Linked DNA regions of Homo sapiens: regions 1 and 2 are each linked to region 3. A link is a loop called in an ENCODE intact Hi-C map of the cell type or tissue named here. Cell type or tissue: OCI-LY7. All regions are shown on one strand. Region 1 has its middle 7.4 kb from the start of VWC2. Region 2 has its middle 76 kb from the start of CDC14C. Region 3 has its middle 410 kb from the start of CDC14C.

The links. A loop is a pair of places that touch in the nucleus more often than their neighbours do. Peaks named below come from ENCODE experiments on the same cell type or tissue, not always from the same donor. Only the 100,000 strongest peaks of a DNase experiment are listed, where the experiment ranks them.
Region 1: a loop joins it to region 3, with 7 times the contacts of the local background. A loop is called at or near these places in 2 of 110 quality-filtered maps.
Region 2: a loop joins it to region 3, with 3 times the contacts of the local background. A loop is called at or near these places in 5 of 110 quality-filtered maps.

Annotation. Positions count from the first base shown.
Region 1 is chr7:49,762,261-49,770,260 of GRCh38, forward strand. No RefSeq gene overlaps it. Among named protein-coding and RNA genes, the nearest start is that of VWC2, 7.4 kb to the right of the region's middle. RefSeq lists an enhancer at 4,747-4,996. In OCI-LY7, no CTCF peak of the experiment used is centred here; DNase peaks (open chromatin) are centred at 1,741, 4,891, 5,661, 6,081 and 1 weaker place; H3K4me3 peaks cover 2,742 bases; H3K27ac peaks cover 5,783 bases.
Region 2 is chr7:48,996,807-49,004,806 of GRCh38, forward strand. No RefSeq gene overlaps it. Among named protein-coding and RNA genes, the nearest start is that of CDC14C, 76 kb to the left of the region's middle. In OCI-LY7, CTCF peaks have their summits at 2,215 (motif pointing left), 4,868 (motif pointing right) and 5,068; a DNase peak (open chromatin) is centred at 4,945; H3K4me3 peaks cover 286 bases.
Region 3 is chr7:49,328,947-49,336,946 of GRCh38, forward strand. No RefSeq gene overlaps it. Among named protein-coding and RNA genes, the nearest start is that of CDC14C, 410 kb to the left of the region's middle. In OCI-LY7, no CTCF peak of the experiment used is centred here; DNase peaks (open chromatin) are centred at 3,865, 4,435, 4,745 and 5,345; H3K4me3 peaks cover 3,015 bases; H3K27ac peaks cover 4,825 bases.

The sequences.
Region 1 (8,000 bases), 430 kb after region 3:
ATTATGCTGATACTGCTTTTGGTACAATTTTAATAGTCACAGATTCAATAAGACACAGCAGAGAGTCTTCATAAATAACAGCTACAGTTATGTTAAGTAGAGGCCAGTGACTTTATGGGAAGCCATGCTAATGAAGCATTGAAATAATCTAAATACAGAAAAATGTTGGAGAATCCTGGCCCCGCTAGGCAGGAATCCTCTGACAATGCTGAGCTCAGAACTCAAGAGTAATTAGAAACATTGGCCTCCCAAGCTGAGCAGGCATGGAGCTTCGGGAATACTCTCTGCTCTGTCCTGGTAAGCTAATGTAGCTCGTTTCCATTTCATTGGTTTTGTAGTTTATATTATATCTGTTCTGTAAGTTTATTTTTATAGTTGTCTAAAAGCTATAAGCCTAACAGTTTGTAGTGTTTTATGTTTGCATATATATTTAAGTAAAATTACAATAAAAAGAATTGAAGTCAACATTGGGGGTCTGTGAGAATATTTTCTACTTTAAAGAGATCAATACATTATTCAAGGCTGGAAAATGCTGAGTATTTCCAAATGGTGTTATAATTGGAAAAGATCCAGAAATCTTGATTGGACGCTGGGGCTGCCAGAAAAAAAATGGAGCAGAGCTGGCAATAGTGGCTCTTTGCACAATTCAGAACCAGTTCTGCATCTGAGCGCATAGAGGCAGATTTGCTGGGATGGCATGAAAGGAATTCTTGTGCAGAAAAAGCGGTGGCTTAATTTCTAAGACAGCACTTTTGAGAATACTGAAAATAGGACTAAACACCATTTATAGTCTAATTATTATGGTAGAATTTTGATATCTGCAGATATGTTGTCAGGCCACCATTTGAATTGTGATATAGCCGATTCAATTAATGAACCATTTTATTTGTCAGGGCTTCTGAAATTCCAAGTGACAGAAGACTTCAATTCAAATAAGCTTGGGGGAAAAAAAAAGATGTGAATTGGCTCTGGTGATTACAAAGAGAACCAGTTAGAAACTTCTTTGAGCCTGCAAGGACCTCACACCTCACATCACATTATCGGGAGTTGATTTGTCTTCTTTTCTTGCTTCAGTTTTCTTCTGTGGTGTCTCCCTTTCAGGTAGAACATACCTACAACTTACAGTGACCCTAGCAGGCAAAGCCTTAATTTTTACAAGATTCAAGTCTAGTAGGAAAAATAAAAGGCATATTTTATTTTCATATGGTTCAAGATGGACCCAGCCTTTGCAGTCTCAACGGGATTGATCACAGGAGCATCCTTGAACATCCAGCATGACCAAAGGATGACAATGCTGGCCAGGTGGGGTCCCCTGCTGCAGCCGGCAGCTCCAACTGAGAATCAGGTGTGTTGAGACTGGGGCAGGAGTTGGTTCTCTAGAGGAAAACAGGTCAGTGTGTGTTATCAGAAGAAAGAGAATGGATATCGGGTGGCAAACATTTATATATCTGTTGTCAAATAGATATCAATATCTGTCTTTCAGTGCACAATCTCCAACAAAATAGGTATTAGCATAAAAAAAATCTATGCTGAATTAACAGCAACAATATCTTTGAGGCACATGGCAGAAATATGATTTAAATACAAGTATAGAAGGTGGCTTTGAAACTATTTGAAAAATTTTACTCAAAGGATACTGGTGAACTTCTGGTTTCTGGTCCAGCACATAAGGAGCGAAGAAGTCTTTGCAACACTCTTACAAGTCAAAAGCTGAGTGAACTGAAAAAGCAACAAACAGCTCTTCTTAGATCTGTCAGGGAAGTGAGATCACAGGCCAAACCACTGCCTCTAAATTAGACAGACAAGTGAATAACAATTTACCAGAGCAGTAATCCATGGAGGAGCAATCCCCATGGAACCAGTGCCAGGGTAGAAACATCTGAACTGTAACTGACGAAGTGCCGGGGGTTCATTGTGGACAAGTCTGGAGGTAAAAACTCTGGCTAGACCCAGTCACCAGGCACGGGGGGAAAAGGGCACACTTTTGTGAGTTTTGCCTCCTAGAGATCAAACAGGATCCTGCTTCCAGCAAGGGGAGGGGAAAAGGAACTATTTTGAATACACCAGAGCATTCTCTTCTTAACAGGAAGAAGAAGGCCTGCCTTCAGAAGAAACTAGTTAACCAGAGCCTAGCCTGCCAGGGTTTTCTTGGAGTCTAACTACCTTGAGTGAGGGGAATATCCAACTCTAGCCCACTCCAGCCATCCTGTGCCACCTAAAGGGGGATAAAAAATTGAGAAGTACTTGATGAAGTTTACAGTCCAGAAGCACAGGCTTGCCACATACTGAGACCTACTCACAGGACTATACCTTGTTTCCCCTCCCCACACCTTACCACCACAGCACTAAAGCCCAATTGACACAGTTCCTTTCATGCATTAAATCATGCCCTGCTATCAAGAAAAAATTACAAGGCACACTGAAAGGCAAACAAAACAAAACAAAACAAAACAAAAACAGTTTGAAGAGACAGAACAGACATCAGAACCAGATATGGAAGGGATGTTGGAATTTCAATACCAGAAATTTAAAACAACTATAATTAATATGCAAAGGGGACTAATGGGTAAAGTAAATACCATGCAAGAACAATTGAACAATGTAAGCAGAGAAATAGAAATTCTAAGAAATTTTGGTTAACCAAAAAGAAACACTAGTGAAGAAAACCACTGTTAGAGAAATGCAGAATGCCTTTGATGAGCTTATTATTATTAAATAGTAGACTGGACATAGCTGAAAAAAGAATCCCTGAGTTTGAGGATATCAGAAGAAACTTCCAAAATTAAAAAGCGAAGAGAAAAATGACTGAAAACAATAGAATGGAATTGAGACAATTATCTGAGACAACTACAAAAGAAACAATATATGTGCAATGGAATTCCCGACGGAGAACAAAGAGAAAAAGGAATGGAAGAAATATGTGAAACAATAATGACTGAGAATTTCCTCAAGTTAATGTCAGATATCAAACCACAGATCCAGGAAACTCAGAGAACCCCAAGCAGGGACTGGTTATTTAATTTGCTGGAAGACAGAATATCAATTATTAGAATAATAGACCAAATTGAATAATGTGATGTAAAGAATGAAGTTAAAGGCCAATGACTAAGTACATAATACCAACTCCAGAGGAATAAAATAGAGAAGATCTCTCCATTCTCAAATTCCATGGATTCCTGAGCATCTCTTCACTGGCCAGTGGTGGAAACCAGGTGCTGAATTCCTCAATAGCCCTCCAAAGGATTGTTTTCTTGAATATCACTAGGGAGTATGGAATAATTAGGATGCATAAGGTATGAGAAAAGTGATATAACAAGAATTCTTGGCCCAGAACCACAGAGAAATTTCAGGCTTATTTATGCCTGGTGCTGAAAGGAAGGAGTTTCTTTCAATAGCTGGAGATAAAACTTAGCTAGCATGTTCCTGAGTGAGGGCGTGAAGTGGTGCCTGGAAAAGCCTGGAAAATGGCAGAGAAGTACGGAGGCCTGTGCTCCCTCAGTGTCCTAGGGCTCAGTGTATTTGCAGAACTGTTTTGCATGATTAAGTACAGTCCTAGTGGGTTGGTGTTGAGGAGGTGGGGAGCTTAGGGAGAGGGGTGAGGGAGTGGAGGGGGTTGGTAACCGGAGATGTAGGAAAAAGCACTTTGTGTCATGTCGTTTTGTGATTCTTTGTTAATTCATCCGGTAAACATTTATTGTGCCCCTGCTGCATGCTATAGATGCTACATGCTCTAGATGCTAGAAATACAGAAGTGAGATAGAGTAGGGGTGGTCACTGTCATTGTCCTTGTCCCGTAAGTCCTAGATATCTATATGTTCTCATGTTTAGATCCCATGAAGAAGTCGTTTGGAACAAGGACTTACCTCCTTGTGACAATGAGACCAGGATTCTTCTGAAGCACACACCCACTGTCTCAGCCCAAGTATGAGGCCCAGTGTCAGAGCTTCAAGCAGCGTCAGGGAGAAGTCAGGTTCCTGACCATCTGTTTACAGAGGGAATCCCTTGTACCTCCCATCCTCAGGTTCTGCCATTATCCCATATAGCTAGTGATACTTGGGAAAGAATTGAGGTGCCCCAGAGAATTTCAAAGTCCCCTTGGCACACCAGGGAATATTCTAGAGCTCAACAAGCTTGGGACCAAGGAGATAAGCCATCCTGGGAGACCCACTTTCCTGACTCTCCACCAAAGATGCATGTGCCCCTGTGATATTATGAAATACATATTTGGTCTTCAACTCTGCTTCCTAGCATATATCTGCTAAAATCTTTAGAGTCCCCAGAGTAATGTCTTTTTGTATTTTAATGAGTCTGTCATGATTTAACCTACATGCCTGCCTAACGAAGCCTCCATAAAAACCCAAAAGGATAGCATTTGAAGAGCTTCAGGATAGCTGAATGTGCAGTGGTTCCTATGAGGGTGGGGACCTGGAGAGGGCATGGAAGTTCCATGCCTTTTCCCCCACACCTTGCCCTATGCATCTCTTCATCTGTATCCTTTGTGATATCCTTTATAATAAACTGGTAAACAAAGTCTTTCCCTGAGTTCTGTGAGCCACTCTAGTAAATTAATCAAACCAAAGAAGGGGGCTTATGGGATCCCCAATTTATAGCCAGTCATTCAGAAGCACAGGTAAAACAACCTGGGCCTTGAGATTGGCATCAGAAGTGGGAGCAGTCTTGGGGACTGATTTCCCAACCTGTGGGATCTGAGGCTATCTCCAGATAGACGGAGTCAGAATTGAACTGAAGGACACCCAGCTGGTGTCTACTGCAAAACTGATTGCTTGCTTTATGGTTGGGGGTAATCCCCAAACATTTGGCCACAGAAGTTTTCTGTGTTGATTGTCATGGTGTGAAAGCAAATTAAAAATAGAGTTTGTTTTTTTTTCTCTTAGCCACTGACTCATTATGAGCCCACCTGGAAACACCCTCCCCTTCCTGCACTGCTTTCTGCTGTGCTCAGCCAAGCAAAGCATCCCCTACATAGACCACAGGGTATAAATAATACTCCATCTCTTGTGGTATCACAGCCAGGTCCAGTGTCTGGCTCCTGGGAAGACCATGGGCCAGAGAAGTCAGGAGAAAACACATCCCAACTCAGAAGGGCTCCAGAGTGGATTTCAGGTTCCCTTTATTGACTCCAAAGAAAAATCCTGTCCAAATAGGGCCACATGGCATGCAGCACTAGCCACAGATTTCCTCCTTTGGAACTCTCCAAAGGTAAGAGGAGGAAACAGCTTTAAAAATGCAACCCGAAGCTTCTTACCTCTGCCTTATGGATCTAGATCCTTTCCCACTATTGCACAGTGCTATGCCATCTGCAATTCCAACCATTCTAAACCAACTGCTTATTGTACTTCTTAGAGTAGTAAACTTTGATAGGCCTTTGTTTCACAACAATTGTTTCTGAAACTTCTTTTTAGTCCACATCTATGGGGTCTGTGATACCAGTACAGTGGATGACTTTATAGTCTACGAAAAATGGATCCCTGGAAACCTCTTTTCAAGGAGTAAGATTTTGCCACTGATTTCAGAAGAATATCTGTGAGTCATCCATTTGATTATCTGAACAGATGCTGCTGACTTTTGGCATCGTAGCAGAAGGCATGAGTCCCCAAGGTGTGCTGTAATCAGGCAGCATGTGCGGCAGGTCAGCCCAGGGAACAGTAATTCTCAACCACAGACATGTATCAAAAGGGGAAGCAGTAATGGAGCTGTTGCCCTGCCGACTGGTAGCTCGTTCCAGGGCAGAACTTTAATTAGTGGCTCCCTTAACAGCCAGGCCTGCTCTGTGTATATCCATAAAAAGCCATCTGAGCACCAAAGTGGCCTCTCCCACTCATTAATGGTCACCTTTCTGCCTGAACCACAACGATCCTGCTGACCCTTGATTTCAGGTGGAAGTGGCTTTTATTCCCTCTAACCCTCAAAGATGGTTTCAAAGCATTTCCTTCACTGGCCCAAGCCCAGAATTCAAGTTAAATGGCTTTGCCAAAGGTGTGAACTAAATGAAGGAAAGTTCTTCTCCTTGGGCTCAGGCAATCTGCAGTCAGCGGGAGGAGTGAGTGCATGAGCAGGAGTGGGGAGCCCTTTGTGTTTTCTGCAGACACTGCTGCAGCTGCTGTGCCTGGAACACACAGTCCCCAGGAGGCCCTCCTTCCCCAGGGCAGCCACACTGTCTCCTCACCTGTAAAGGTGAGGTGTGGCAGCAGTCTGCCAGTTCTCTCCACTGCCACCTGTAAAGCTGGCTCACCTTGGCATCCCAAGCAGTTCTCCCCATAGAGCAAATATGCAAGGTTCCCTTGCTGGATCTGCGTTCCATTAAGGCCTTCTTGGTTTCCTGGTCAGGTCTGCAGTCATCCTAACTTCGTTTATGTTTTATTCCACACAGTCTCTTTTCCACTTTCAAACCATAAGCAGCTGGCACCCTCAGTTGCAGCAGATGACCTTGTCTCATCCTTCTGTGAGCACACCTGAGCTCCTTACCTCTCTTCTATTTCATTTGCAAATGGGTGCCCTGAGGTGCCTCTCCTCCCGGGGCATGGTCCCTTGTGTTTTCCTCCCAGGCAAACCTGCTCCTTGACTCTTCTTCCTCAGGGTCTGGTATAATATCCATCAAGGGATCCTTTCTCAGCCATGCATGTGTTAATGTGTTCTCTCATTCGTGGGCAAACATGAGTCCCTGTTAGAGGGGGTCCTGGCCTGAGGACATGAAGATGGAGTGACATCTCAGGACTGCCCCCGAGGCCCCTACAACCCACTCTGGTCCTTGCATGACCTGTTGCTTCTCTGCTGTGATGAATATAAGGCCTAGTGCATGAGGTCGTGCAGTTCTGGCTGGATAGAGAAGCTGGGGAGAGCCAGTTAATCCAGAATAGTAAGTCATAGAGCCACAGCCCACTTGGAGGAGACAGCAGTGGAGCTGTACTGGGACAGGACACTGGGAGTGCAGTCACAGGTGTCACTGTCAACCAGGCACTTGCCTTATTAGCTGGGTAACCTTAGTCAAGTCTCAACCTCTTTCAGGCATGGTTTCCCATGGGCAAAATGAAAAACAGTAATGGTTGCTAAGACTAGTAGTATTGTAAGAAACTGAATGAGATGGTTGTGAACTTGCCCAATATTGTATAAATAATAAGTGAATTTCTCCTAATTCTGGCTTTCCTTCCTTCCCTCCCTCCCTCTTCCATCCTTCTTCTTTCCCTCCTTCCTTCCTTCTTCCCTTTCTTCAATCCTTCTTCTTCTCATCTTTCTTTTCTTCCTTTTCCCTATCTTCTTTGTTCCTTCCCTCTTTCCCTTCCTCCCTTCCTTTCCTTCTTCCCTCTCTTCTTACTTTCTCTCTTCCTTCCTCTTTTCCTCAATTCTTCTCTTCCTCCTGCCCTCTCTTCATTCCTTCCTTCTTTCCCTTTCCTTTCTTCTCTTCCCTCATTCTTTCTTTCCTTCCTTCCTACATTTTTTCCCTCTCTTTCATCCTTCTTCTTTCCCTCCCCCATTCCCTCTCTACCTCTTTCCATCCCTCACTACCTTCTTCTCTTTCTTTACTTCCTTTCTTCCTCCCTCCCTTCCCTCTTTCCTTCCTTCCTCTCTCCCTTCTTCCCTCCCTTGCTCTTCTTCTCTCCCTCCCTCGCATTTCTTCTCTCCCTCCCTCTGAATTGCCTTCCCTTTCTTTCTCCCCTCCCTCCCTCCCTCCTTCTTTCCTTCCCTCCTTCTATTGCTGCTTCCTTCCCTCCTTTTCCCTTTCCCTCCTCAATTGGTCCTATTGGCTCTAAGAATAGAAGGATGAATAAAGCATAGCCATTGCCCTTAAATAAGCAACCATTTCAGAGGTGAGTACAGATAATGCAGAGCTATGAAAAAGTTGACTGTTATAAGGGACATTAAAAAAACAGTTGACATAAAAAAAGTTGACATTAAAAAAAAGTTTAAGGGACATAAAAAAAGTTGACATAAAAAGTTAACTGTTACAAGAGACATAAACCACTCTCTGGGGAGAAAATAAA
Region 2 (8,000 bases), 330 kb before region 3:
AGTAGAAAAATAATTTGCTGCATGAAACATGTTTACAAAACACGCTAGGTTTTTAACTTCAACAAAAATATGTGTATTAGCTATAATTGCAACTATGAAAATACTGAATGCATGTGCATAAAAATACTTGATTTTTAGGGTGGAAGGATTATAGAAAGCTTTTTTAAAAAAGTTACTTTCTACATGTCAAAGCCTTGTACTTAAAACACGAAATAATGAGAAAATTAAGAGAATATTTACCTTTATGTAAGTCATAAGTGTAAGAAATCTCTGAATTGTGATTTTAGTTGTTTGAAAATAAGCTTTTATAGCTATTAAATATTTCTAAAGTTAAGATCATTTTTGTATAACTTTTGATTTGGTCTGTAAAGTAAAAAGATGAATGAATACAGTTGACAAGAACTTGATCCACATACATATTGGCACATTCTTCAAGGCTCTGTTTCTTGTTTAAAGTTCTCTGGAATAAAACTATTACTGACAGTGATGGATTCCATGTTATTTTTTCATTAAATCCAATACTCATCTGATGTTGATTTTGCCAAATTTCTGTCATTTCTTTATTGCTGAGGATTTTATTGTGAAATGAAAGTTTCCAGGGCATTAATTGCTCCCTTGAAATGCTGCACTCTCATTTGTCTCAAGGTCTTCTTTTCATGGCATTTTTACCTCCTCATAGTTGTTGAAATTAATGACTAATATATTCAGACTTGAACGCATTCCTGCAACCCATAATAGTGTTAATTAGTGTCTCGATTGGACAGGGTATAACAAAAAATATGCATATTGTTTTATATAAAGAATGACATACATGGAATTAGAAAATGCATGACATTTACTCACTTCATAAAACATACAGTAACATGGTATGGAAGGCATTACCATATTTAGGTTAACGAGGATCAGAGGTCATTTTGAAGGTAGCTTAATGCCTAATCTCCAATATTTCCTGACAGTTCATTTGTTTGTAAATATTACTGGTGTCAGAAAGGCCTTTCATCCTTAGCAGTGAAGTGCTAGTAATATACGCTAACAAATAAGACCAAGTCCAGTCTGCTTGGCAGACACTTAGGCAAATTTGATTAGCCTTATGATGGCCTGCTTGACCAGAAATGCCAAGAGTAGCTGTAGTCCAACTCAAAAAGGAACTTGCTAAATCAACCATTCGTTAAAGAGAAATGTTTTCTTCTGCCATGATTATCCTTTATAACCTCCCTGGTTGGAGAAGTAAGCTTGTCCTCAGGGGTTACTTGCATTATTCTAAGAAATTTGCTTCACTGGAGTCCTTATGTCTTCTCTTTCTATGTTTTTGGATCCTGACATTTTCAACTCCACTTCTGAACACTCAGAGTCTTCTTCTTAACTATATCTGTGGATTAGAAAATATACCCATTATTCATCACATACACACCATGATATTATGATAGATGTATTTTAATTTTCATCCATTACTTCTGGCTCTCAGCTCCTGTGAGCCTTGTTACTTCCTAAGTGACTAAAGCAGTAAGAATAACTTTTGTTCAAGTATTTAGCCTTTGTCCTTGGTTCCTGAAGTAGATCTTGAACAATAAAGGTTAGAGGCAGCCTTGTGTTATTTACAACAAGCCCTTTCAAAGAAATTTATGTTAATGAGGTGATTTTTGGAAAGCCTTGGAAACCACTGGATGTCCAGGAGGATCAGCCAAGTGTCCAGAGGGATTAAATTTTCAGGGGAGGGCAGAGAGGCTAAAGGTCAAGTTGATCACTGAAGGCCAATGGTTAATCAATCATGCCTACATAATGAAGCCTCCACAAAAACCCAACAGGACAGGGTCCAGGAAGCTTCTGAACACATGGAGGCTGACAGGAAGCTGCACAAGAGCTCATTCACATGCCAGGAGGGTGGCACTCCCTAGCTGCACAGGGACAGATGTTCCTGCACTTAGAACCTTCCAGATCTCACCCTATGTATCTCTTCATCTAGTTCTTTATTTGTGTCTTCCAAATATCTCTTGTAATACACTGGTAAATGTAAATGCCTGAGTTCTGTGAACTACTCTAGCAAATTAATTGAAGCTGACAAGGGGGTTGTGGGAACCCTGATTTATAACTGGTAAAATAACGTGGGGGCTTTGGATCGGCATCAGAAGTGGAGAAGGAGGGAAGTCTTGCAAACTGAGCCCTCTACCTGTGGGATCTGCTACTATCTCCAGATAGATAATGTCAGAATTGAATTGGAGGATACCTAGCTGGTGTCTGCTGCAGAAATTATTGCCCTCTTGTGGGTGGGGAGAAATCCCTACACATTTGTTCAGAGAACTCTTCTACATAGATGCTTATTATTGTTGTGGTGTGAGAGCAAAGAAAAAAAAGAGTTTGAGCTGTTTTTCCATTCTCAGACATATATATTAGAGGATGGTATAAAGATTTCTATGACCCTAAGTAGATATTCTGAACCATTGTTTTGATCTCTGACCCCTGTTAATGAAGATGTGTTTGGTACAACATATTTTTGATGTTAATCAATCTATTTATGCACACTTTCATTTGTTAGGTTTATATAATCTTGCCTTTTCCAAACTGCATTCACTTGTCTCATTTTCAGTTGTAATGCAATATTTCTGTGGCAATACTATGAAGCTTCCAATGAAGAGTTACGTTGTCCTCCTCCCCGGTCAAACCCTCCTGGGACCCACTTACTGTGTTAGAATCTACTATCAATTTTCCAATCAACAATGATCAGGAAAACACATAAACTAGAGGACATCTTGTTCTACTCAACAATGCTGGAGAGCTAGATATAAACCACGAAAGAGTTCTGAAACAAGGTACGTGGTAGAAGATGGACGTTTGTTCATTTGTTGCCTCTCAAAGAGTGTTGAATAGGGAGCAGCAGACTTAGAGGGTGTGTCTTTATCTAGCTTCCAATCCCCACTCCTGAAGAGTGAATATAAGAAACATTTCTGGAATTATGGTACAGATTCTTGAATCTCCTCTGCAGGTGAGAAGCTTGAAATGTCATCTGAAGAGCAGGCACCAAGGCATTGCCCAGCAGCTGTGCCTGGAAGCTGCTGCCCACTTGTCCCCTACACCTGCAAGGTGGGGGGCACAACATGATCTGAAGCCACACTCAGACATCAGTGGTCACGATATCAGACTGACTCAAATGATGGCCAGGGAACCTCTCTAGTCCCTCATTTGTTTGTAGCTGTCACTGCAGCCTGGTCATCTAGTAAAGACCACAGCAGCCAAATATGCAACTTGTGCTGCTGCTCTGAGTCTCATTTTGTGACAGCCACTTTATTCCCCAAAAAACTCAGAAGCCCCATAATATGAAAGCATCTCTAAAAGAGGTAAAAGAGGAAACCCTTGAGAAGGGGGAAGAAATCCGTGAGAAGCAGGTTTTGAATTGGACAGTGATTGAGATAATGATATTTGAATTTGAGTTAAGAATTACAGAACAAGACAAAGTGTACCAGATTAGACTAAATTAAGTTTTCCACTATTAGTAAAATTGGTGCTCTGGAGCTAGAATAATCTTGCTTTTATAATTTTTTAAAAGTTCCTGGATTTGTGGAATGCAGCACTAGTGAAACTTCATATTCTTTAGATATATGAATATTCACACAAACTTGATGAAGTGGACAGATAAATTATCATTATTATCATTTAGAAATGAATAATTTGAGCTTCAAAGGAACTGGGTTTGCCTTGAAAACCACAGTCTACTCATTTCAAAACCAGCGTTTGTCCTATTCCTCTGATAGACCTTCCAAATATTCACCAAGTACACTATGCTTAATCATGGCAGAGAATACATGTGTCACACTTCTTTAGGATTGGGAAAAGTTTTCATAACAATTACTATTTAATTGCATTTATAATAAACTTTGCAAATCAAATTTTCATTATATAATATCCCAGCCAGAGGCCTTACCCTCAAAAAGAATATAGGTTGATAAGGTAAAGGAGATGTGAGTGTCTTAAGTAACTAAAAGATTTGAAGAAAATTCGGAGTGGTAATAAATTTATAAGGATTTTCTCAGAGGGCACTAAACCCTTTTCAATACAACAGAACACAGAGGTACCACACCAACTCACCCAGCCCCACCCTTTCTCTCAGGAGGAAGCAGGAGGGCGTGAGTGACTGCCAAGAGCAAGACCCCGGACCAGAGCTGCAGGACTGAGGCAGGGGCAAGGTGTCCTGGGCAAAGCAGGACACTGTTATGGAAAAATACAAACCCGACTAAGGTTTTACCTCTAGTGAAATGTTTAACGCAGCTTCTAATGACTTTATGTAGACTATCACGTTGACAATACCCCTTTATTTTTTGGTTCATGATAATTTTGAAAAATAGTAAGAGTAACAGAATTTTTTTTAAGTTTTTGCCTAAAATTGATGAGATTGAAACATTAAAAAATAAATCTTCCAAAACACATTCACGTGAAAAATCACATTTGCTTTAGTATATAATTTCCTCTGTTTATATGGTAAGAAAAAAGGCACTGGAAACTCTAAAAAGTGTGTATAGCATTAGCTTATTATACCTCACAGTTACGAACATTTAGTGAATTCTCACTGTGTACAATTCATGTGGTTAGAAGTCTGCATATTTGCAAAAAATTAAGATAACACGTGTTTTGTTCTCAAAGGATTTGTAAAACAGTGGAGGTGATAGATAATTCAGCAAGGATATCAAACTAAACACAGAGGTAGAAGAAAGATAAAGTGTTTAACACTGAATATGATAATGTAGGCCTGCTTTATTGAAGCAGTATCATTTAGGTCATTTTGGTATGTGTGTCAGTTATCCATGTTTTGCCTTTCAGCTCTAAATCCTTTGCCCTGCTTTGGGACACTTGGAGCTGGACCCTGTGAACAATTCTCCTTTAACAGCTGGCACAATGCTAAACATTGTCAGTAGAGGGTGCTGGAGAGACACTGTCCCAGGAAGATGCTATCTTCCGGGTTTTGGTGTGCTTCCCCCATCCTGCTCCTGTGGTGCCTGACTGACAGCTCCTTGCATTGCACCCAGTGGCAACTGTCCTCACCCAGGTAGAGGCTTCACAGCAAGTTTCACTTTTCAGTGCAAAACAGTAGATGGCTTCCCAGAGTCTTGCTGGTCACTGAATGACTGGTTTTCTGCTTGCCATTTTGGCCTGGGCCACTTCTGTGAAACCCTCTACCATCCAGCTGGTCATAGCCACACTCTCTTCAACCTGACCTGCATGACACCCTGAGAGGGTGGGAACTCTTATCCAGGTTTGTTCCTTCTTTGGGGTTCACTCCAAATTCCTGCCAACTCATTTCTATTTGTGTGAGGAATTCTGATTTATGTCTATTTGCAGCCATCATTACTTTTCTGATATCTATCCTATTCATTTTATTCTGAAAATCCCAAACAATCCCAGGATGTTTTATAGCTAAGAAGCAACCAGCTCAACATCGCTGTTGAGACAGAGGGGTGCCAATTCAAGCCATCCCTCCCAGGATCAGATGGCTTGTCCTAATGACCCATTGACACTATTGGGGTGTTGACTACACATTTTCTCCTGTGTATATCTATTTATTTCTAACTGCACTATTGTATGTAGTACTATAAACTGTGCAAAGATGATGTTTTCAGGGAAACAGGAACACGGAAGAGGATGCAGCAGGAACATTGGAGCCAGTTAACCTGCATTTGAACCCTGGGCCTGAGCTTTGCTGATTATGTTTTTGATCAACTTAATTTTTCTGAAGATTAGTTTTATGAAATATGTAACCACACTCCCTTACTTGCCTTATCTCTGTCTTTCCAAGCTCCTCTAAATGACATAATTTTGTCTCTCCTTTAAAACTATAGTTTGGTATTGCCATTTTTGCCATTACTTTCAACAGCAAAAACTGTAAATACTTTTGTACCAACCTAACAATTATAATCAAATCCCTAAGCTAATTTTGATCAGGCAGAAATGGATGAGTCAATTCTACCTATTGATGATTTGCATCATTCTTTACATAGGTTTCATTGTGTACTTAGGAGAATTCTAAGTACCCATTTACCCTGCTTTAACACTCAGGAGTATTTTAAAAGAATATTTATTTATTATAAACATTAAACCCATATAAAATTAGAGACAAGGGTATAATTGAAGCTCTGTTGACTCACAACCTGCAACTTATAGTTGTTAAAATTTTAGTATATTTCTTTTATCCTTTTGGATTTATTTATTGTTATTGCTACAAATTTTTAAGGTAGATTATATGTATTATAATGTTTCGCTCTTAAATAATTCAACATTCATCTACAAAAAATGAGGACATTTTCTAACACAACCATAATGCCATTATCACAACTGACAAAACTGCAATTAATCTTTACTAATGTCTAATATCCAACCAGTTTTCACATTTTGCGTCAAAATAAATATCTTTATTAGAAATAAGAAGGTATATAGGCCCACCCCAGTGAATTTTTCTGTTAAATTTTTTTTAAACAGGAATATATTCTTTCTGTGCTTTTATATGTACTTTCTCATGATGTAAACTTGAAGAAGGCAGTTTTAGTCAATTTTTCTCATGGGGGCATTTATCATGTTCCTCTATCCTTTTAATTTTAGATACAGTATAAATGAGCTCTAAATGCTTTTTAGGATAAATTTGATTTTTTTTTGCAAGAATATAGTATAGAGAGTGTTGGGAATGTTAGTTAGCCATGAACTTTTTATTACACCAAACATCAGTTAATTTCTTGAAGATTGGCTTTTGAAGGAAGTTCAAGGAAACAGTATATGATGACTTCTAAATTAAAATAAAAATAAAAGTCAGTTATCTCAATCATACTCTTTTTATTACACTTTAAGTTTTAGGGTACATGTGCACAATGTGCAGGTTTGTTACATATGTATACATGTGCCATATTGGTGTGCTGCACCCATTAACTCGTCATTTAACATTAGGTATATCTCCTAATGCTATCCCTCCCCGCTCCCCCCACTCCACAATAGGCCCCGGTGTGTGATGTTCCCCTTCCTGTGTCCATGTGTTCTCATTGTTCAATTCCCACCTATGAGTGAGAACATGCAGTGTTTGGTTTTTTGTCCTTGCGATAGTTTGCTGAGAATGATGGTTTCCAGCTTCATCCATGTCCCCACAAAGGACATGAACTCATCATTTTTTATGGCTGCATAGTATTCCATGGTGTATATATGCCATATTTTCTTAATCCAGTCTATCATTGTTGGACATTTGGGTTGGTTCCAAGTCATTGCTATTGTGAATAGTGCCACAATAAACATACGTATGCATGTGTCTTTATAGCAGCGTGTTTTATAATCCTTTGGGTATATACCCAGTAATGGGATGGCTGGGTCAAATGGTATTTCTAGTTCTAGATCCCTGGGGAATCTCCACACTGACTTCCACAATGGTTGAACTAGTTTACAGTCCCACCAACAGTGTAAAAGTGTTCCTATTTCTCCACATCCTCTCTAGCACCTATTGTTTCCTGACTTTTTAATCAACGCCATTCTAACTGGTGTGAGATGGTATCTCATTGTGGTTTTGATTTGCATTTCTGTGATGGCCAGTGATGATGAGCATTTTTTCATGTGTCTGTTGGCTGCATAAATGTCTCCTTTTGAGAAGTGTCTGTTCATATCCCTCGCCCACTTGTTGATGAGGTTGTTTGTTTTTTTCTTGTAAATTTGTTTGAGTTCCTTGTAGATTCTGGATATTAGCCCTTTGTCAGATGAGTAGATTGCAAAAATTTTCTCCCATTCTGTAGGTTGCCTATTCACTCTGATGGTAGTTTCCTTTGCTGTGCAGAAGATCTTTAGTTTAGTTAGATCCCATTTGTCAATTTTGGCTTTTGTTGCCATTGCTTTTAGTGTTTTAGACATGAAGTCCTTGTGCATGGCTATGTCCTGAATGGTAATGCCTAGGTTTTCTTCTATGGTTTCTACGGTTTTAGGTCTAACATTGAAGTCTTTAATCCATCTTGAATAAATTTTTGTATAAGGTGTAAGGAAAGGATCTA
Region 3 (8,000 bases):
ATGTTAAACCGTAAAACAATTAGAAAAGTATACGATGAGAGGCTGGGCACGTTGGCTCATGCCTGTAATCCCAGCACTTTGGGAGGCTGAGGCAGGCGGATCACTAGAGGTCAGGAGTTCGTGACCAGTCTGGCCAACATGGTGAAACCCCGTCTCTACTAAAAACACAAAAATTAGCCAGGCGTGGTGACACACGCCCGTAATCCCGGCTACTCGGGAGGCTGAGACAGGAGAATCCCTTGAACCTAGGAGGAAGAGTTTGCAGTGAGCTGAGATCATACCACTGCACTCCAGCCTGGGCAACAGAGAAAGACTTCCTCTCAAAAAAAGAAAAGAAAAGTATAGGATAAGATATTTGAAATCTAGGGACAGCACAATGTTGTTCTTGATTTCAGGAAGAATGTGTCCATTTTATCCCTAACTCAATTTTATATTATTGGTAACTGCTTTGTAATATTCTGTATTGTTGAGAAAATTTCTCTTTATTCCTAGTTTGCTGAGAGTTTTATCACACATGGATATTAGATTCTGCAAAATGCCTTTTTCTACATCCATTGATATAATCAGATTTTCTTCTCAGCCTGTTGAGATGCAGTGGATTATATTAATTGATTTTCCAGTGTTGAACCAGCCTTATGTACTTAGAAAAATACCTCAGTTGATCATGAGTATCATGCATTTTATACATAGTTGGATTCAATTGCTAATATTTTGTTGAATAATTTTGCATTTACGTTCATGAGAAATCTTAGTCTGATTTTCTTATAATATCTTTATCCACTTTTAGTATTAGAGTAATGAAGGCCTCAAAAACCAGTTAAGGTCTACTTTTTTGCTTCTGTTTTCTGGAATTAATTTTGGAGAATTTTTCTTTGACATAGGGTCGCATTCTGTCACCTAAGCTGGAGTGCAGTGGCATGATCATGGCTTACTGCAGCCTCAACCTCCCAGGCTCAGGTGATCCTCCCATCTCAGCCTCCTGAGTAGCTAGGACTACAGGTGCTTGCCACCACGCCAGGCTAATTTTCTTTTCTTTTCTTTTTTTTTTTTTTTTTTTTTGTAGATACGAGTTTTTACCATGTTTCCCAGGCTCATTTTAAACTTCTGGGCTCAAGTGATCTGCCTCCCTCAGCCTCCCAAAGTTCTAGGATTATAGGCATGAGCCACCACACCTGGCTGTCTTGGGCTTTTCTTTGTTAAAAGGTTTTTATTACTACCCCAATCTTTTTATTTGTAATTGGTCTATTCAGGCTTTTTATTTCTTCTTAGAAGTGGTAAATTGTATGTTCCTAGGAATTTATTTATTTCTTCCAGGTTATCAATTTTGTTGGCACAAAATTGTTGATAATTTTATCTGTTATCCTTTTCTATGTGAAGCATCTTTGTAATGTCTTCTCTTTCATTTCTGATTTTATTTGAATCTTCTTTTTCCTTAGCTACTGTAGCTAAGGATTTGAGAATTTTGTTTATTTTTTTGTCAATAAATCATGTCTTAGTTTTGTTGATTTTTCAATAGTTAATTCTCTATTTGATTTATTTCTCCTCTAATATTTATTATTTCCTTCCTTCTGCTAACTTTGAGCTGAGTTTTTTCTTTATTTTCCAGTTTCTTGAGCTGTAAAGTGAGATTTTTTCATTCGAAATCTCTCTTGTTGCTTAATGTAGGCAATTATTGCTATAAAGTTTCCTTTTATTCATGCATTTGCTGTATCCCATAAATTTTAGTAGGTTGTGGTCTTGTTTTTACTCATCTTGAGATATTTCAAAAATTCACTTTTGATTTTCTCTTTGACTGGTGTTTGTTCAAGAATGTGTTAATCAGTTTCCACATATTTGTATTTGTTTTCTCATGGTTATTGAATTTTAATTTCATTCCATTGTGTTTGAAAAAGGTACTTAGTATGATGTTGATTTTCTTAAATTTGTTCACTTATTTTTTGACCTAACGTGATCTATTCTGGAGAATGTTTCATGTGCACTTGAGAAGAAAGTATACTCAGTTGCTGTTGGATGAAATGTTTTACAGATGTCTGTTAAGGCCATTTGGTCCTTAGTGTTGTTCAAGTCCATCCTTTCTGCATTAATTTTCTATCTGGATGTTCCATTTATTACTGAAACTGGAGTATTCAAGTCTTCTGCTATTACTCTATTGCTGTAAATTTCTTCTTTCATATCTGTCAATGTTTGCTTTGCATATTTACGTGTTCTGAAGTTGGGCATATATATATATGCCCACACACACACATATATATACACACACACACATATATATATAGCGTTTATATACATATATATATATGTTGTATCTTCCTGTTGAGTTGACCCATATTTTATTATGTGATGATCTTCTTTGTCTCTGAGAGTGTAAATTAGTTCCACCATTGTGGAAGACAGTGTGGTGATTCCTCAAGGATCTAGAACCGGAAATTCCATTTAACCCAGCAATCTCATTACTGGGTATATACCCAAAGAACTATAAACCATTCTACTATAAAGACACATGCACACATATTTAATAGTGTTTATTGCAGCACCATTACAATAGCAAAGACTTGGAACCAACCCAAATGCCCATCGATGATAGACTGGATAAAGAAAATGTGGCACATATACACCATGGAATACTATGCCACCATAGTGGCATAAAAAAGAATGAGTTCATGTCCTTTGCAAGGACATAGATGAAGCTGGAAACCACCATCTTCAGCAAGCTAACACAGGAACAGAAAACCAAACACCTCATGTTCTCACTCGTAAGTGCGAGTTGAACAATGAGAACACGTGGAACCAGGGAGGGGAACATCACACATGGGGGCCTGTCGGGGGGTGAGGGGAAAGGGGAGGGAGAGAATTAGGACAAATACCTAATGCATGCAAGGTTTAAAATGTAAATGATGGGTTGCTAGGTACAGCAAACCACCATGGCACATGTATAACTATGTAACAAACCTGCACGCTCTGCACATGTATCTCAGAACTTAAAGTAAAAGTTTAAAAAGGGAGTAGTTTACTTAAAGTCTACTTTTTCTGATGCAAGTGTAACCCTTCCTGCTTTATTTTGGTTGTCATGTGCATGAAATATGTTTTACCATACCTTCACTTTTAGATTGTGTGTGTCCTTGAATGAATAGTGTTTTTCTTTTAAACGGCATATAGTTGGATCTTGATTTTTAAAAATCCATTTAGCTTCTCTGTTGTTTTTATTCAGGACTTAGTGCAATTGCATTTAAGTAATTATTGCTTAGAAATAATTTACTGTTGTCATTTTGTTAATGGCTTTCTGTTTGTCTTGTTCTTTTGCCTCTTTTTTCTCATGCTGCCTCCTTTGTCTTTCATGTTTTTATTAATTGGTCTCACTCCTTATTCTTTTTTCTCTTGGATAACTTCATATGGTTTTTCTTTCTGGTTACTAAAGGGACTTACATAAAATATGTTACAGTTATAATTGTCTTTTTTTTAGAGGATAATGTCTACCTACCTTCCCGTGTATCTATCTTCCCGTGCCAGCATCCTCTTTATACCTTTTCTCCCCCCCACAGTGTAAGTTATTGATATCACAATTTATAACTAGCTATATGAGTACCCATTAACATAATTTTTAATAATTGTTTTTAGTACATTTATCTTCTGACTTTTATATTAGGATTACCATTTACTAACCACTGTTACAGTAATATCTTTTTTGTCTGTATAATTACCTTTGCCAATTACTTTCATACTTTCTTATTTATTTATTTGATACATATTTTCCTGTTTCTTAATTTTTTTGGATTCTTTGTGTTGGTTTATGTATGTTAGGTAAGACAACTGCCTCTCTTAGTCTTACCAGTCTGGACTCATGTCAGAGATGGATCTCAGCAGTCAACCCAGCAGGAAATTGCAGGTGCCACTCCAAATTTTGTGAATTGTCTAAGCCACTGTCTTTATTATTAGGGATTCCTAGGAAATTAGGATGTGTCAAGTCTCATTGGTGCCCCCAAGACATATGGGATAAAAGTCTTTTCTTAAAGGTGCAGCTGGAACAGGGGGTGATAGATCAATGCTCTACTTTTTTCTATCAGGAAGATGATGAGAGCTTTAGTTCATCTACCATTTGTTCTGCACTTCACCTTCTAGAGCTCAATTATGAGAGTATGTTTAACGTTTTATGATAGATGATAAAAATATTTTATAGTACATTCTTTAATCTGATAATTCCAGCATCAGAGTCACTGTTATGTTTATTGTCTCTTCCCTTGAAAACTAGTCACATTCTCTAGTTCTTTTGATATTGAGTCATTTTAGAATGCATTCTGGATATTGGCAAATGATATAGACAGCATTGATGTATTCATTTAGCAAGGAATAAGCTGGGTTAAAATTAGACTGTAGTTTTGTCTTGCCTTCTGCAGGTGCTGGTATGAGTTTCAGTTCAGTTCTCTAAACATTCGTTATACTTGTTTAGGTCTAACAAGTGCACGCATGCATCAGCTGTTACACTGAAACTTAGGTAGATAGTTAAAATCTCAGTTCTGTGCTCTAAGCCTTTGATATGCTGCTTGGAGTCTGTTCCAAAAAATTATTTCTCTAATGTGAAGTGCTTCCTTTTCCTCTTTTTGTTCTAGTGATAAAAGTGAATTTAGTTTTAGAATTTTAGCCACGTGTGCTATCCTGATGCTCTGCAAACAGGGTCTATCCTCAAGGAAAAGACACAAGACAAGAAAACCTATGCAGGTGGCTTTCTCAGGTTTAAACTCACATCTGTAATCTGCCTGCATTTGTGTACTTTTCAGTGTCCTCAGGGAGTTGTTTGTTATATTCTATTTAGGGGTTTTAGTTAAGGTCGGTGGGCAGTGTGGCCCCAGTAGAACCAAAAATGTTCATTGCTTTTTACTGTTATTACTATTTATTTGGTGAGATTTTCTATATATTTATTCATTGTGAACATATTTCATTTTTTTCATGAGAACAGTTATATCAACCACTGTAAAATCCTTGTCAACTAACTCCAATAGCTGTTTTGTCTTGAGGTCACACTTGTTTGATTTTCTTTCCCTCTGAGAATGTATTCCATTTTCTTTGGTTTCCTGTGTTAGATAATTTTGAATTGTATTCCAGCTGTCATGAATGCTAACTTGTAAAGATTTTAAAATCTGGTTTTATTCAATGGTGGCTTTTTTTTCCTTTTGTGTAAACAGTCAATTAACGTGGTCTAGTTTTTATGGCAATTCTATTTATTGGGTAGCAACTTGAGTCTCAGTTCTGAATTTTTGTCCATAAGAAACTTTTAGTCTTTTTCTTATACCCACGGTTCAGTGATCAATCAGATTTGTGGGTAGAATAAATCTGTGGAGTCCTTCTTGGCCCTTTCTCTTCTGAGTTCCCCTCACTATTTGATTCCCTGGTGTGAGTTTGCTGGTCTCCCAGCTGCAAAGACTATGGGGTTTTCTTTAATGATTTATCCTGCCTCTATCTCTACACATCATGCCCATGTTTTAGGCCTAAAAATTCAAAATGAGAAACATATACTATGCAAGTTGACTTCCCTCTCTTACAGGGTTCTCCCAAGCAGATTCTGTTTAGTCCTATTTGCACTGCATTTTCTACAAGTACTTGCTATTATATTGTGTCTAGAATTCTAATTGTTTTCTAGGGGTGAAAAAAACCTTGAGTGGGGGTTGTAATCCGTTGTTATTAGCCAAACCTGATTTAAAAAAAAAAATGCAAGAGTTAATTCCCAATAGCAAAGATATGGAATCAACCTATGAACCCATCAATTGATGAATTGATATAGAAAATGTGGTACATATACATAATGGAATACTATTTGGTCATGAAAAGAATAAAATCATGTCATTTGCAGCAACATAGATGGAACTGGTGGCCATAAGTTTTAGTGAAATAAGCCAGACACATGTTATCATTCATATGTGGGAGCTAAATAGTTGATCTTATAGACACAGAGAACAAAATGATAGATATCAGAATCTGGGAAGCATGACGGGGGTGTGGATGAAGACAGATTGATTATCAGTACAAACATACAGTTAGATAGAAGAAATAAGACCCAATATTTGATAGTGAACTCAGATGACTATACTTAGCAAAAATATTGTGTCTATTTCAAAATAACTAGAAGAGAGGACTTTAAATAATACCAAAACAAAAAATGATAAGCACTCAAGGTGATGGATAACACCAAAAAATATTTTTGAGGGGCTAAAAATGAAATATCTAAAATACATAAGTAAAAATTGTGAGATATTATCAGAGAAAGTGTTCTAGACATCTTGTATTGTTTAGGAGAATGAAAAAGATACTGAGTTTTTCGTGAACATGAGAGTTAAATATTATGGTAAATACAAAAGTAATAGAAGTAGAGTGGGCTTACCTGTTTGACAAATTCTTCTTTTATGAGATTATTACTGAGTCTATAAAAGTAATCCAGCTATAAAACAACAACAACAAAAAAAAAAAACAAGTGTTGTGATGCTGATAAAATAAACAAATGAGGAGTTATTTAGGAAAGCATGTTGAAAATTTGAATGCTCAAAAAAATCATTTGGTCTATTCTTAATATATTGTTTTTGTTATTTAGTTGTATTTTTATTAAATTCTGATCAGTGAACACAATCTACATGATCACTGCTCATGTAATTTATGCGTATTTCTTTTTTGACCCAAAGATAATTTTTATAACTATCCTATGTAAGTTTAAAAAGAAACTGTATATTCGTAAATGCCATGTTCTCTTTCAGCATCTATTACTTGCCTATGTATCTATATATCTATCATACTTGCTAAATGTATAAATTACATACTCTGTATCCCATATTTTTGTTAATATACATGCATTTCAAATGCCTGAAACACGTTTTATTGGAGTTTAATACTACAAATGTGGATGTACCTTTCTCTATTGCATTTTGCTTTTGAATCTATGTTGTGTTAATAAAAGTTTATGGTTTCATGTCTTTTTGGTGGGTTTTTAAAATTGTTCCCATATAATGTTTTTCTCCTTAATATTTACTTTTATCTGATAATAATATGACCAACTATTTTTTCTTTATTGCTACGTATGTTTCTCTATTTTTCTTTTTTCTTTTTCTTTCTTTTTTTTTTTTTACAGTGGCATGATATTGGCTAACTGCAATCTCTATCTCCCAGGTTCAAGCAATTCTCATGCCTTAGCCTCCCAAGTAGCTGGGATAACATATGTGCACCACCACGCCCAGCTATTTTTTTCTATTTTTAGTAGAGACAGGGTTTCACTGTGTTGGCCAGGCTGGTCCCAAACTCCTGGCCTCAAGTGATCTGTTGGCATCAGCTTCCCAAAGTGTTGGCATTACAGGCGTGACCACCAGGCCTGGCCTCTATTTCTTTATTTTGATCTTTTTTTGTTATATTCTTTTAGAAAACTGTTTATAAATATATGTTATTATAAACTTATCTGATCCATTTTTAAAATTTTCAATTTATATGCAAAAAGTTTTAAATGTGTCCCAACCTAGAAGTGTATATTACAACATATAAGCCATCACCAACAGTCAAAATTATCTCAATTTAACCATATTTCTTTCATCTATCACCTTCACTGTGGTTGCTGAAGACTTTTATAGATAATTCATGAACTTATGCCATTTCAACACTACGTAATTCAGTGTACACATCTTAAAATTATAATTTTTATATAATTACAATGTCATAATTATATCTCTTGTATGTTTTTTCTATGCGAATGACCTATTGGAGTCGTGACCTGTTTGATTAGTTATCTTGTAACATATACTAAATTATCAATTGTTCAGTTTTTTTTCCCCTCTTAGTGTAATTTAACTTGTACCTATACCGTGCCTCCCATCCACCCATATTTTCTGAAAATGAAATTTATCCCTAGAAACTTGATATTTGGTGCTACCTATTTTCAGCAAAGCTATTTCACACATGGTGTTTTGTACTTCAGCAGGTGGCACATAATGTCTGTGGCTGTCTCTCTCTTAGTGATCAGTGATTCAGATAGC